3 separate regions of the Homo sapiens genome follow, and all the other regions are linked to region 1. The links are chromatin contacts, found by Hi-C or POLR2A ChIA-PET in ENCODE. All regions are on one chromosome and are shown on one strand. Each heading gives the region's core, a stretch centred on a gene start or an enhancer-like site at or near the end of the contact. The rest is flanking DNA. Distances are from core to core; before and after follow the strand shown. Region 1 holds the start of POLDIP3 (DNA polymerase delta interacting protein 3). Region 2 holds the start of TCF20 (transcription factor 20). Region 3 overlaps PACSIN2 (protein kinase C and casein kinase substrate in neurons 2).

Region 1 (3,400 bases), core at 672-3,171:
GATCACCTGAGGTCAGGAGTTCGAGACCAGCCTGGCCAACATTGTGAAACCCCCGTCTCTACTAAAAATACAAAAATTAGCCGGGCGTGGTGGCGTGCGCCTGTAATCCCAGCTACTCGGGTGGCTGAGACAGGAGAATCGCTTGAACCCGGGAGGCGGAGGCTGTGGTGAGCTGAGATTGTGCCACTGCACTCCAGCCTGGGCGACAGAGCGAGACACCGTCTCAAAAATAAAAATAAAATTGTCCTCCGCATCTGCCCTACACTGCCCAGCTGACCCCACTGGCCAGCCTGTCCTCCTCCCACCTCTTGCGCGTTCCTCCTGGCACGCCTGGAAGGGAGGAAAGGCTTAATGGTCCCGTTCTATGGGTGAGGAAAAGAGGTCTGGGAAGGAGCCCGGCGTGGTGGGGCGGGCCTGTAATCCCAGCTACTCAGGAGGCTGAGGCAGGAGGATTGCAGGATCGCTCTTACCCAGTTTCTTTCTTTCTTTCTTTTTTTTTTTTTTTTGAAACGGAGTCTTGCTCTGTCGCCTAGGCTGGAGTGCAATGGCGCGATCTCGGCTCACCGCAACCTCCGCCTCCCGAGTTCAAGCGATTCTTCTGCCTCAGGCTCCTGAGTAGGTGGGATTTCAGGCCGTGCCACCGCGCCCGGCTAATTTTTTTCTTTCTTTTTTTTTTTTTCAGTAGAGACGGGGTTTCTCCGTGTTGGCCAGGCTGGTCTCGACCTCCTGACTTCAGGTGATCCACCCGCCTCAGCCTCCCAAAGTGCTGAGATTACAGACATGAGCCACCGCTCCTGGCCTCTTACCCAGTTTCTGCACGGAGCTCCTGATGCCTGATGGCCAAGAGGACATAACCCCACCTGTTCTAAGGGCATGGAGTGTATTTTTAGAGTGATTGGACAAAATATGTGCCGAACACCTACGTCAGGTCTGGCGCATGCTGGAGGCTGGGGTTATATCAATGCAAAAGCCATTCCCTGTATTTAACACGTAAATGAATTAGTCTCTTTAACTCTCCCAACGCCCTATAAATTATTTGCTCCATTTTACATATTAAACGCTGTCACGAACTGAGCTGCTGTGTGAGGCCGGGGCCGGACTTATCTTTCTGAAGCACAGAGAAGCGGTTATACGCAGAAGTTTGGGAGAACTGGGTAAGGCCGCACACATGGAAATTGCCAGTTTCGTGGGTCCCAACGTCAATACTGTGGGCAACCTTAGACCGGCTCAAAGCGCAGCTGGGGACGGTGATGAAGTGCAGAGCGTCCACAGCCAGCGACAAGACTGCCAAGCAACTGGCAGCCTGAGTAACGGAGAAAACAACGAAAAAAACGCATTCACCACCTACCAACAAGAAACAAAAAACACGACCACCCCACAGTCAGTCTACTTTTTAGGCGTGAATAAGGTCGGGCAGATCGCAACTCCCAGGCATCCCGCAAAGTAGGCGGGTCACCTTGAGGGCGACCTTTACCCGCTCAAAAATTCGTCTCACATTAGCAGTGAGGATTCGGGCGTCACCCCGAATCGTTATTTTCCTTACTCATAAGTTTAAGGCATAAGGACGTTTTTAGTTTATTTCCTAGGTAATGAATTCTATTCTCATTAGGCGTATGATGACTATCGTAGTTGACTGTTGAGGTCATGATCCAGTTCCATTGAAGTTTGTCTCACTTGTTAATAATGTATTTTGTTGCTTTTCATTTAATTTTTTCCCTCGAGGAAAATAAATAATTCATAATGTGCCGAACTTCCGTATGCAGATGAGCAGCCAGCACCGCGAAGGCTCACGGGGAACGTCCCCGCCCCTTCCGGTTCTTGCCTGCTTTGAGCTGGCTGTCGCGAGAGTTGGTCCGCGGACGCCGGAAGTAGTTCGTCGCTCCCTAGCGGCCGAAGGGGCGGGCTCGCGGGGTCTCGACTGCTTTCGGCTTGCTCGGCGGAGCAAGATGGCGGACATCTCCCTGGACGAACTCATCAGGAAGCGCGGGGCGGCGGCGAAAGGACGGTGAGAGGCCTTTCCTTTCTTCGGGGTTTAGGGTCCTCGGCCTAGTGGAGCTCGAGGCGGGGGAGGTAGCGATCCGGGAGCGACGCGGAGGACCGGGTGCGCCCGCCCCCGACCACAGCCGCGCTCCTCATTGGCCGGCTGCCGCCGTCCCCGCCGTGGCCCCGACCGCCCGCCCACTGGCCGAGGCGCAGTCCCTCTGGCGGCCCTGGGAGGCCGACGGGGCCGCGGCGGGGACAGGGTGCCGCCTCGTGGACCTGAGGGGCTGCCCCCTGGGGCCCCCGCGTTCCGGGGTCCTGGGGTCTCGGCGGCGCAGCCTCCTTGCCTGTGTGGACTGGCATTTGGGCCCCGCTCCGTGATCTCGGCGCTGCCTGGTCTCCACCCATCTTAGAGTTGAGACAACCGAAGTTTAGTAGCGGGGAAGTGACTTGCTCCGACCGCCGAAGCTGAGGCGCAAGCCCAAATCCCCCTGCACGCGGCCCCTGTTAACACTCGCCTCTCTTTGTGCGGCGTTTTAAGTTTTCTGAGCCCTTTCATATACACGATGCCTCATTTAATCTTTTACAGTCCTGTTGTCTGCTAGCTATTCATGTTACCCACCTTTTACTGATGGGGAACTTGAGGCTGGAAGTGGTAGAGTGACTTGCCCGAGGCCACGGAGAACTGAGCGGCGGGCTGAGCGCGATTTAATTGCTGGCTGAGTTGGCCTCCTACATGGGCTTGAAAAACTGGTGTGTTGGGCAGGAGATTGGTTATTTCCTTAGGGAGAAGAAAGTGCTTGAGCTGGCTGAGGAGCCATGGAGGTGATTTGCAGTCATGTCTCCCAAACTTCCCCTAGACCCTTAAATGTTGTTAGTCATTTCAAGCCTTCGTGAGCTGAGTTCATCTGTATGAAGAAGTGAGAACTTTGCCCAATAGTTTCCCAACACACATTAAGTTTAAATGTCTTTGTAAATAGCCAGGATGTAAATATGTTAGATATTGTTTTCTCAGACATTTGTTCTCTCAGCAGATGTTTATTTTTATTTTTATGTTTTTTTTGAGACGGGGTGTTGCTCTGTCGCCCAGGCTGGAGTGCAGTGGTGCCATCTCGGCTCACTGCAACCTCCGCCTCCCCGGTTCCAGCGATTCTCCTGCCTCAGCCTCCCAAGTAGCAGGGACTACAGGTGTGCACCACCACGCCCGGCTAATTTTTGTATTTTTAGTAGAGATGGAAGTTTCACTGTGTTGGTCAGGCTGGTTTCGAACTCCTGACCTCAGGTGATCCTCCCGCCTCGGCCTCCTAAAGTGCTGGGATTACAGGCGTGAGCCACCGGCCCGGCCATTCCGCAGATGTTTATTAATACCACCCGTATGCCTGTGGTTAGGTTTTTCTCTTGATGTCTGAAATGTATCCCT
Region 2 (3,400 bases), core at 499-2,998, 340 kb after region 1:
TCATGAATTCTCTCAAGAAATTAAGGGTGCCCCCAACACCAGTCTTCAGGAGGCCCTGCATTCTCCTATTTTTGTCCAGAAAACATTGATTTGTGCTGAGTGCCTCTTCCAGCTTTCCCTTTACAGCCCTGATCCCAGGAGAAGCCAGGTACTGGTCTTTTAAAAGTCTTGAGGCCTGAGAATTTGAAAATGAAACTCAGAAGAACAATGGGAATAATCAGAGGGCAGGGCCCCGTGGCTTGTTCAGCTCTGCCCCGGAAGAGCCTGGCATGCAGGAGGTGTTGGGGAATCAAGTCCCCAGGAATAGTCCTGACCTGCTTTGGAGCCAGCCCCCACTTTGTGAGATTGGACAGAAGCCAGGAGAAATCACTGCCTTCCCCAAGTACATGCTCCTGCCAAGGGGCCCAGGACCACCTGGGGCTCTGCCTGGGACCCTGAGACCCTCCTTGGGTAGCCTGAGAAAAGGCAATGGCTAGGTGGGGTGAAAGGTCAAAAAGTAAAAGCAGGCCCCGGGAAGCTGTGTACCTCAAATATATGGAAATCTGGGTTCCAGACCACACCTGGTTCCTGACAATCCCCACCTGCTGCCGGAAGCACTTTTCCAATCCCAACTTTTAAGTTGGGTTGCTTCAGGAGAGGAAGCCACATACTCCCCTAACATCTAGGACAGATGGGAGCCTAATTTAGAATCGGCAATTTTAGCCAACATTAGGGACATCTAATCCAAACTCTCCTCACCCACAGGAAACTGAGGCCCAAAGTGGGAGGAGAATTTGGCCAGGTCAAAGGTCAGGGGCAGGATCACAAATTCTCAACGCATCCTACTCTTGCTGGCCTTGTCACTTTTGATGGCCGTGGGGGCACCAACATCTACATATTAGTTGCTCTACAATTGCGATTTTCTTTATAAAGAAGTCAAGCCCTTCCTTTGCTTTAGAAACATCAGGTTTGCAAAGGAAGGCTGGGAACAAGCTGAGGCCTTGGCACCGCAAATCCTCCGCCTTATCGGCAAATTAATTCGGGACCCTGGGCGCAGTCAGCCTGGCATTGCAGCTTCTTAATGCCGCAGCAGAAGGCAGCTGGAGCGTCCGTTTTACAGGTGAGGTAGGTGGGCCTCCCTCCTCGCGTTTTCCGCGGTGGAAACTGAGGCTCTGAGAGGACCCAAGTCGTTCCTCCACGGACACCTGGAACCCATGGGCGGGGGCTGCCAGGGACCCAGGCGGGACCAGCTAGGTCTTGGGCTGCCCCCGGCCCAGAGGGCTCTTGGCGGGCAGGAGCCGCCCCCACGCCCGACCCCACTAAACAGGTCACCGAGAGGAGACCGGGTCCTCGCCCGCGGACCTCCCGGGCCGCAAGAGGCGCGATTCTGGAGTTGGAGGCTCCAGGGAACTCCAGAAATCCCAGAGAGATTCCGGGCCACCAACTCCCCCAGAAAGTTGGCTCGCGTCCACCCCCAAGACGGCCCTGAGGCGCAGGCCAAGATGGCACTGGGCGGGTGGCGCGCGGCGCCCAGCGGCCGCAGAGGAGAACCCCGTGCGACCCTGCCGCGAGGTGGGGGTCTTCGCGATCCCTACCCGGCGCGCGCCAGCCTCGACGCCGCCGCACGCGGGTGGGCACGCGCGCGCCCGGCCCCGCCCCCAGCGCCCCGCCCCCGCCGCGCGCCCCGCCCCGCCGCGCGCCCTCCCGCCCGCCCGCGCGCCGCGGCCCGGAGCCTCCCCATTGGCCGCGCGCCGTCACCTGACGCTCTGTTATTTCCTGTGTGTTGGGAGAATGGAGAGAAAAAACCCCGAGCCCAGCCGCTTTCGGCCCCTGCGAGGCGGCCGCGGCCTCCGCCAGGGGAGCCCGCCCTGAGGCGCGCCTGACCGGGGAGCGAGCGCGCGGGCCGGAGCGAGCCTCGAGGGGCCGCGGCCCCGGCCCGCCCCGCCGCCGGCCCGGGCGCCCGAGCTGGAGGCGGCGGAGCCACCCCCACCCCCACCCCGCGCAGCGCCGCCCGCCGTCGCCACCGCTCCCTCCCCGCCCGCCCCCGGCGGAGGCCGAGGGACTGGGCGGGGGGCTCCTGCAGGTAACCGCCTCCCGGGCCTGAGGGGCAGGGAGAGGGTTGGGCCTGAAGGACTGGGGCCGGGCCGGGGTGTCCGGCCTCGGGGGCTGGGAGCAGAGGTCCCGGCCGGACCCAACCTGGGAGTGCGGAGCCTCCTGGACTCCGAGTCAGGGCTTGGGGTGCTGAGGGGAGTGTTGCTGCCCGGCCCGACCCAAGAGTGCGGGCAGGGGCCCGGGCCAGGCCTGGCATCAGAGGGCTAAGGTGTCTTGGGCCGGCCCGGGGTTCCGGCGGGGCTTGGGTGCCGGTGCTGGCCCGAGGGTGCGGAGGGAAGGTCTACCTGCTGGTCGCGCGAGGCCTTGGGTGCAAAGGCGGCGGGTGTGAGCGGGCGGCGTCCGGGAGTCAGCGCCGCCTGCTTCGGGGCCCCTGGCAGCCCCGGGGGCACCGGCCGCGCTCGCCTCTTGGCTACGGGCTGGAGGCGAGGCCAGCGGGGCTGGGCCGGGATGTGGGCGGGAGGGCGCCGCGCTGGGGCGCCCAGGAGAGCAGGGGCCCGTTTACTGCCATGTGAACACCTGAAGCCATGTGGACGCGGCTGCTTCTCGCCTGTTGGGGGCGGAGGGCAGGTACCGGCGGGTTGGGCGCAAGGTCCCGGCGCAGGACACACTTCCTGTGTGGGGCGGCCTCTCCTCCCGCGCCGCGGGGAACAGGGCGGGGTGTGCAAGCCGGGGTCTCTGGGCGAGGGAGCGCTCGTTTGGGGACCTGAGGCTTTCGTCCCTTTTTCGGGGGAAAGTGGTGGTTTGAAGGAGCGTGGCCAATCGGGCCGATCCCTCTCAGGCTACGGCGGGAGGTGCACTGTCCTCTGGACGCCGGAATGGGAGTGGAATTTAGTGAGTTGGGGGGCGGTGCCGAGGAGCGGCCGTCTTCCTCTGCTTGTGGGTGGGATTATTGTCTGTTTTTGTGGTTGCGGATACCAATACGGTCTGCTGGTCTGTATTCAATCCTTTAGTTTGACCTTAGGGGTCAGGTCAAAATTAGGATTTCCCCCTTTTCCTTTTTGCTTTTTTTTCCTCGAAGATTAGATGTCTCTGGTAACTGCTGTAAAATGGATGGAATTTTCGAGCTATTATCTAACAGGCTGATCTTTGAATGATAATTGGACCCTTATGTTAACAGCCTCAGTGAAGAGTGAAGAGTTTTATACAGCATCTTCCGTGGGGTGGCAGTTAGGTGGATGGGGAAGCTACACTGAATTCCGACCTGGGAGACCAGGAATCTGCTTACAGCTTTGACGCCAAATAAACTGCAGCCCAGGGCAAGTTACTTTCCCTGGTAATTTTCTCATCTGTTAAGTGAGGACTCCCGGGT
Region 3 (3,400 bases), core at 559-3,058, 270 kb before region 1:
CTTGAACCCAGGAGGTGGAAGTTGCAGTGAGCTGAGATCACGCCACTGCACTCCAGCCTGGTGACAGAGGGAGACTCTGTCTCAAAAAAAAAAAAAAAAGTCCCTTTGGCTGCTCTGCGTGTGCAGTAGCCTTTCTTTATTCCTTTACTTTCTCAATAAACTTGCTTTCACTTTATTTTTTTTTCAAGTCCCTTTGACGATAGAAAGAACTAGTTTACATTTTTCTTTCTCTTGCATAGGTTTTTATCCCAAAATTTCAAACATTGATACCTGTTTTTCTAAAAGTAGCAACCAAAGCCATTGAGTTTTGTCGAGCCTTGGCTAGTTGGAGGCTGTCATCTGTCCACCCCAGCCCTCAGCTTGTGTGCCCCGCCCCTGCCTGCAGCCTCGCCCCCCATTCCTAGCTGGAATGGAGTAGACGGTAGATGTGCCACCCCCAACACCCAGATGTTCTCTGGCCTTGCGCTGCCTTCCTCCGCCTCAGAATCATCCAGAACATGCCTCTGTCCTTCCGGATGGTTTTCTCTGTGTCTCCTTTTCTCTGTGTCTTAGCTTTTGTCACATCTCCTTTCTCTTCTGTTTTGTCCCTGGCCCCATTCATAATGAAACTGTCTGTGTCTCATGAGGCCTTTGCTAATAAACTCCTCCTTCCCTCTAGAATGAAATTTGTGGCTTTGGCTCAAATAAGGAAGGATCTGTTAAGAGTGTGTGTGTGTGTGTGTGTGTGTGTAAAAACCATTAAAACCAGAGGAAATGTGGCTGATGGCCCTGCCCCCTAGTATGGTCCTCTCTCTCATGCTGGGTTCCTCCTTGGAACTTTCTTTGTATTTGCCGATCCTGCGGCCTGGCATGGTCTTCCTGGGATGCCCATAACCCCTCCATGTGCGTGTTCCATGTGCGTGCTCCATGTGCGTGTTCCATGTCATCTCAGTGGCTTTCTCCACCCACCCCATGCTCCGTCTCAGTTGTCCTCCCCTACACTTAATGCCCTCTAATTGACTCTGGCATGTAACTTTTCCTATACTGTATCTGCCTCCTGCAACTCAAATGAAAGCTTCACAAAGACCTTGTGTTTCTTGCTGTGTTCCTGGTGCCTCGAACCATGCACAGGACAAGCAAGTACTCCATGAATATGTGTTGAGTGCGTTCCTGTTGTGACTGGTTGCTATGATAGTATACATACAATTTTGTACCTGCCTTTTTCTCCCCTCTTGGTAGCACAAGCATTCCCATGGTCTGTGTGACTTCTAGTGAGGATCCTGAACTCCCAGTGACATGGCATTCAGGAACTCATTCTCCCTGTAGGTAGAAGCAGCAAAGAAAGCCCACCATGCAGCGTGCAAAGAGGAGAAGCTGGCTATCTCACGAGAAGCCAACAGCAAGGCAGACCCATCCCTCAACCCTGAACAGCTCAAGAAATTGCAAGACAAAATAGAAAAGTGCAAGCAAGATGTTCTTAAGGTAAACTGTACACTTGTTTTTACACGTCGAGTGTCACCGTGTCAGTTGTTGACGTGTCTGGCATATAGCCTTCTGTAACTGCTTGGGTGAATGGGTGGATAGAGGGATAAATAACCAATAAAACACACCCCTGTCCTCAAGAAGGCCACAGGTGAGTGCCCTAGCACCTCGCCTCACCATAGCCACTGTACCTGCTCAGTCAAGGGACAGAGCCAGGCTCTGGGCAAGCCAGGGGTAAGAGACAGCTCTTGGTGCTCAGAGACACAAGGACAGCTGGGATTGCTGCAGGGAGCTGCTTGTGCCAACATGGGCGTCGCCAGTGGTGGGTGTGAATGGGTGTGGCTGGTGGCAGGTGTGAATGGTTGTGGCCAGTGGTGGGTGTGAATGGGTGTGGTGTGAGCTGGTATGGAGGGTTATGAGGACCAAATCACCAGTGGCCTGGACAGCCAGGCTGAGTAAGGAGCTTAGGATGCTGCTGACCAGGAGCCACTCAGGAAGGCCTGAGCCTGGGTGGGATCAGGGAGGAGGTGAGGAGGGTGAGATGGTTTAGAAGGATTGCTCTGCTTGTGTAGGGAGAGGGGCTGGGGGCAGAGACCTGGGGGAGGGACTGCAGGCTGGGAGCGCTTGTCTGGGGGAGCCAGGTGGGAGGGAGGATGGAGGGGCCCTGCAGTCTCCACAGTGACAGGCCCCGAAAGTGAGGCAGAGGCTGTGGAGCCAGGGGTGGCAGAAGGGTGGTCTTTGGCCAAGGAGAGACCGTGACCAGGCACTGTGGCATCATGGGTGCCCTTCCATTTCTGTTGTGAAGCGGAGATTTTCTGCCCCATGGGTTAATGAGAAATCATTGTGTAAACTATTACATGCTCCGCAGGTGTAGATAAGTGATTCTGCCTGGAAGGTCCTGGAGTCACAGGACTTAAAACCAGACAGCGTCATCGTCTTGTGATTTAAAAGTTCACAGGAAGGGAGGGGCTCAGCCCTCGGCCCCACCTCCCCTCCTTTGGTCAGCCATGAGGGGTGAGGGCTGGGGGGTGTGATTGCCGAGGGCCTGCCCTGCCTCGGTGTTTGGAGAGGAGATTCCCAACCAGGATTTGCAGAGAGAGACGGAATGAGGTAGAGAGAGGCTGCACTCCAGGAAGAGGACATGGGCAGAGGGGAGGCAAGAGGCCTAAGCTGGTTTCACTACCCACCAGCCTTTCCTGGCCCCTGTCAGTTAGGTGGTGGCATCCCTGTTTTGTGAATGAGGAAACCAAGATCAGAGAGGTTAAGTCACGTGCCATCCAGCAGGTGAGAGCAGGAACTTCTGACCTCAAGCCCATACATATGCCCTTTCTCCACTGTTCCTCACTGCTATGCCGTCGGTGTAGCAAGGGGAACACGTCATCTACACGAGAGTTCGTCACTCAGACCAAGTGTCAGAATCCTCTGGGAAACCCCTCTCACTCCCATTGCTGGAGCCAGGAATCTGGGCTTTTGAAGCAGCCCAGGTGCCTCCACGGTGGGATCAGGTGAGGAGCCTGGAACCAACTACTGAGTGGGAGGCACCTGGGCTCAAGAAGCACAAGGTCCGGGAGAACTCTCGGGCCTTTGCCAGAATCCCAGGGAATCAGGTGCCCAAAAAGGTGCCTAGAGGAAAGATGGGGCTTCTCCATGTTGGGCGGGGGCGTGCCTGTGTGAGAGAAAGGGAGACAGAGATGGAGAGGAAGAGGCCTTTCATGTTTGACAGCCACCCAGAACATCAACTCAGGCTTTTGCAGAACAGGCCCAGGGCTCGAGGTTGGACATAAGCGCCTGGCAGGATGACTGGGACAGTTTGTAGTGGGTTCCCTCCTGGGACCCTCCCTGCCTCTTTGGTCTGGCCAGTGACTGCAGGATATGAGAGGTCCTTGTGTGCCTAGAGCTCTGGAGAGGAGGCCAGTCCCTCCCCACCACCCTTCTTGAC

Evidence for each region. Hi-C counts contacts between places; a loop is a spot of excess contacts on that map. ChIA-PET counts read pairs that join two places held with the same protein, here RNA polymerase II (POLR2A). Pooled maps may share reads with other maps.
Region 2: a loop to region 1 is called in a pooled map, with 10 times the contacts of the local background. The contact joins the promoter of TCF20 here to the promoter of POLDIP3 in region 1. A Hi-C loop is called at or near these places in 1 of 37 single-sample maps with no recorded cell type and 7 of 50 pooled maps. POLR2A ChIA-PET finds 5 or more read pairs at or near these places in 2 of 52 experiments (activated CD4-positive, alpha-beta T cell and activated naive CD4-positive, alpha-beta T cell).
Region 3: a pooled map shows a loop between it and region 1 (4-fold over the local background). The contact joins the enhancer-like site here to the promoter of POLDIP3 in region 1. A Hi-C loop is called at or near these places in 3 of 50 pooled maps. POLR2A ChIA-PET finds 5 or more read pairs at or near these places in 6 of 52 experiments (GM12878, K562, WTC11 and 3 more).

What each region holds. Positions count from the first base shown.
Region 1 is chr22:42,613,404-42,616,803 of GRCh38, reverse strand. It overlaps POLDIP3 (DNA polymerase delta interacting protein 3), which reads left to right and starts at 1,921. Exons shown (of 9, transcript NM_032311.5): 1 at 1,921-2,005. The coding sequence starts at 1,947. It overlaps RNU12 (RNA, U12 small nuclear), which reads right to left and starts at 1,560; the gene lies at 1,411-1,560. LOC124905127 (a long non-coding RNA gene) reads left to right here and starts at 2,025. Exons shown (of 2, transcript XR_007068118.1): 1 at 2,025-3,400. RefSeq lists enhancers at 934-1,063, 1,714-1,773, 1,854-2,033, 1,526-2,069, 2,070-2,613 and 1 more and silencers at 1,504-1,563, 2,104-2,433.
Region 2 is chr22:42,269,001-42,272,400 of GRCh38, reverse strand. It overlaps TCF20 (transcription factor 20), which reads left to right and starts at 1,748. Exons shown (of 6, transcript NM_001378418.1): 1 at 1,748-2,062. It also overlaps the pseudogene OGFRP1. RefSeq lists silencers at 1,655-1,814, 1,955-2,104, 2,165-2,224, 2,365-2,604 and an enhancer at 2,935-2,994.
Region 3 is chr22:42,886,704-42,890,103 of GRCh38, reverse strand. PACSIN2 (protein kinase C and casein kinase substrate in neurons 2) reads left to right here. Exons shown (of 11, transcript NM_001184970.3): 5 at 1,306-1,461. Among named protein-coding and RNA genes, the nearest start is that of ARFGAP3, 31 kb to the right of the region's middle. RefSeq lists an enhancer at 259-318. Within about 2 kb of position 1,808, at least 8 of the 41 ENCODE cell types and tissues checked have a DNase peak (open chromatin) inside an H3K27ac peak, as active enhancers do.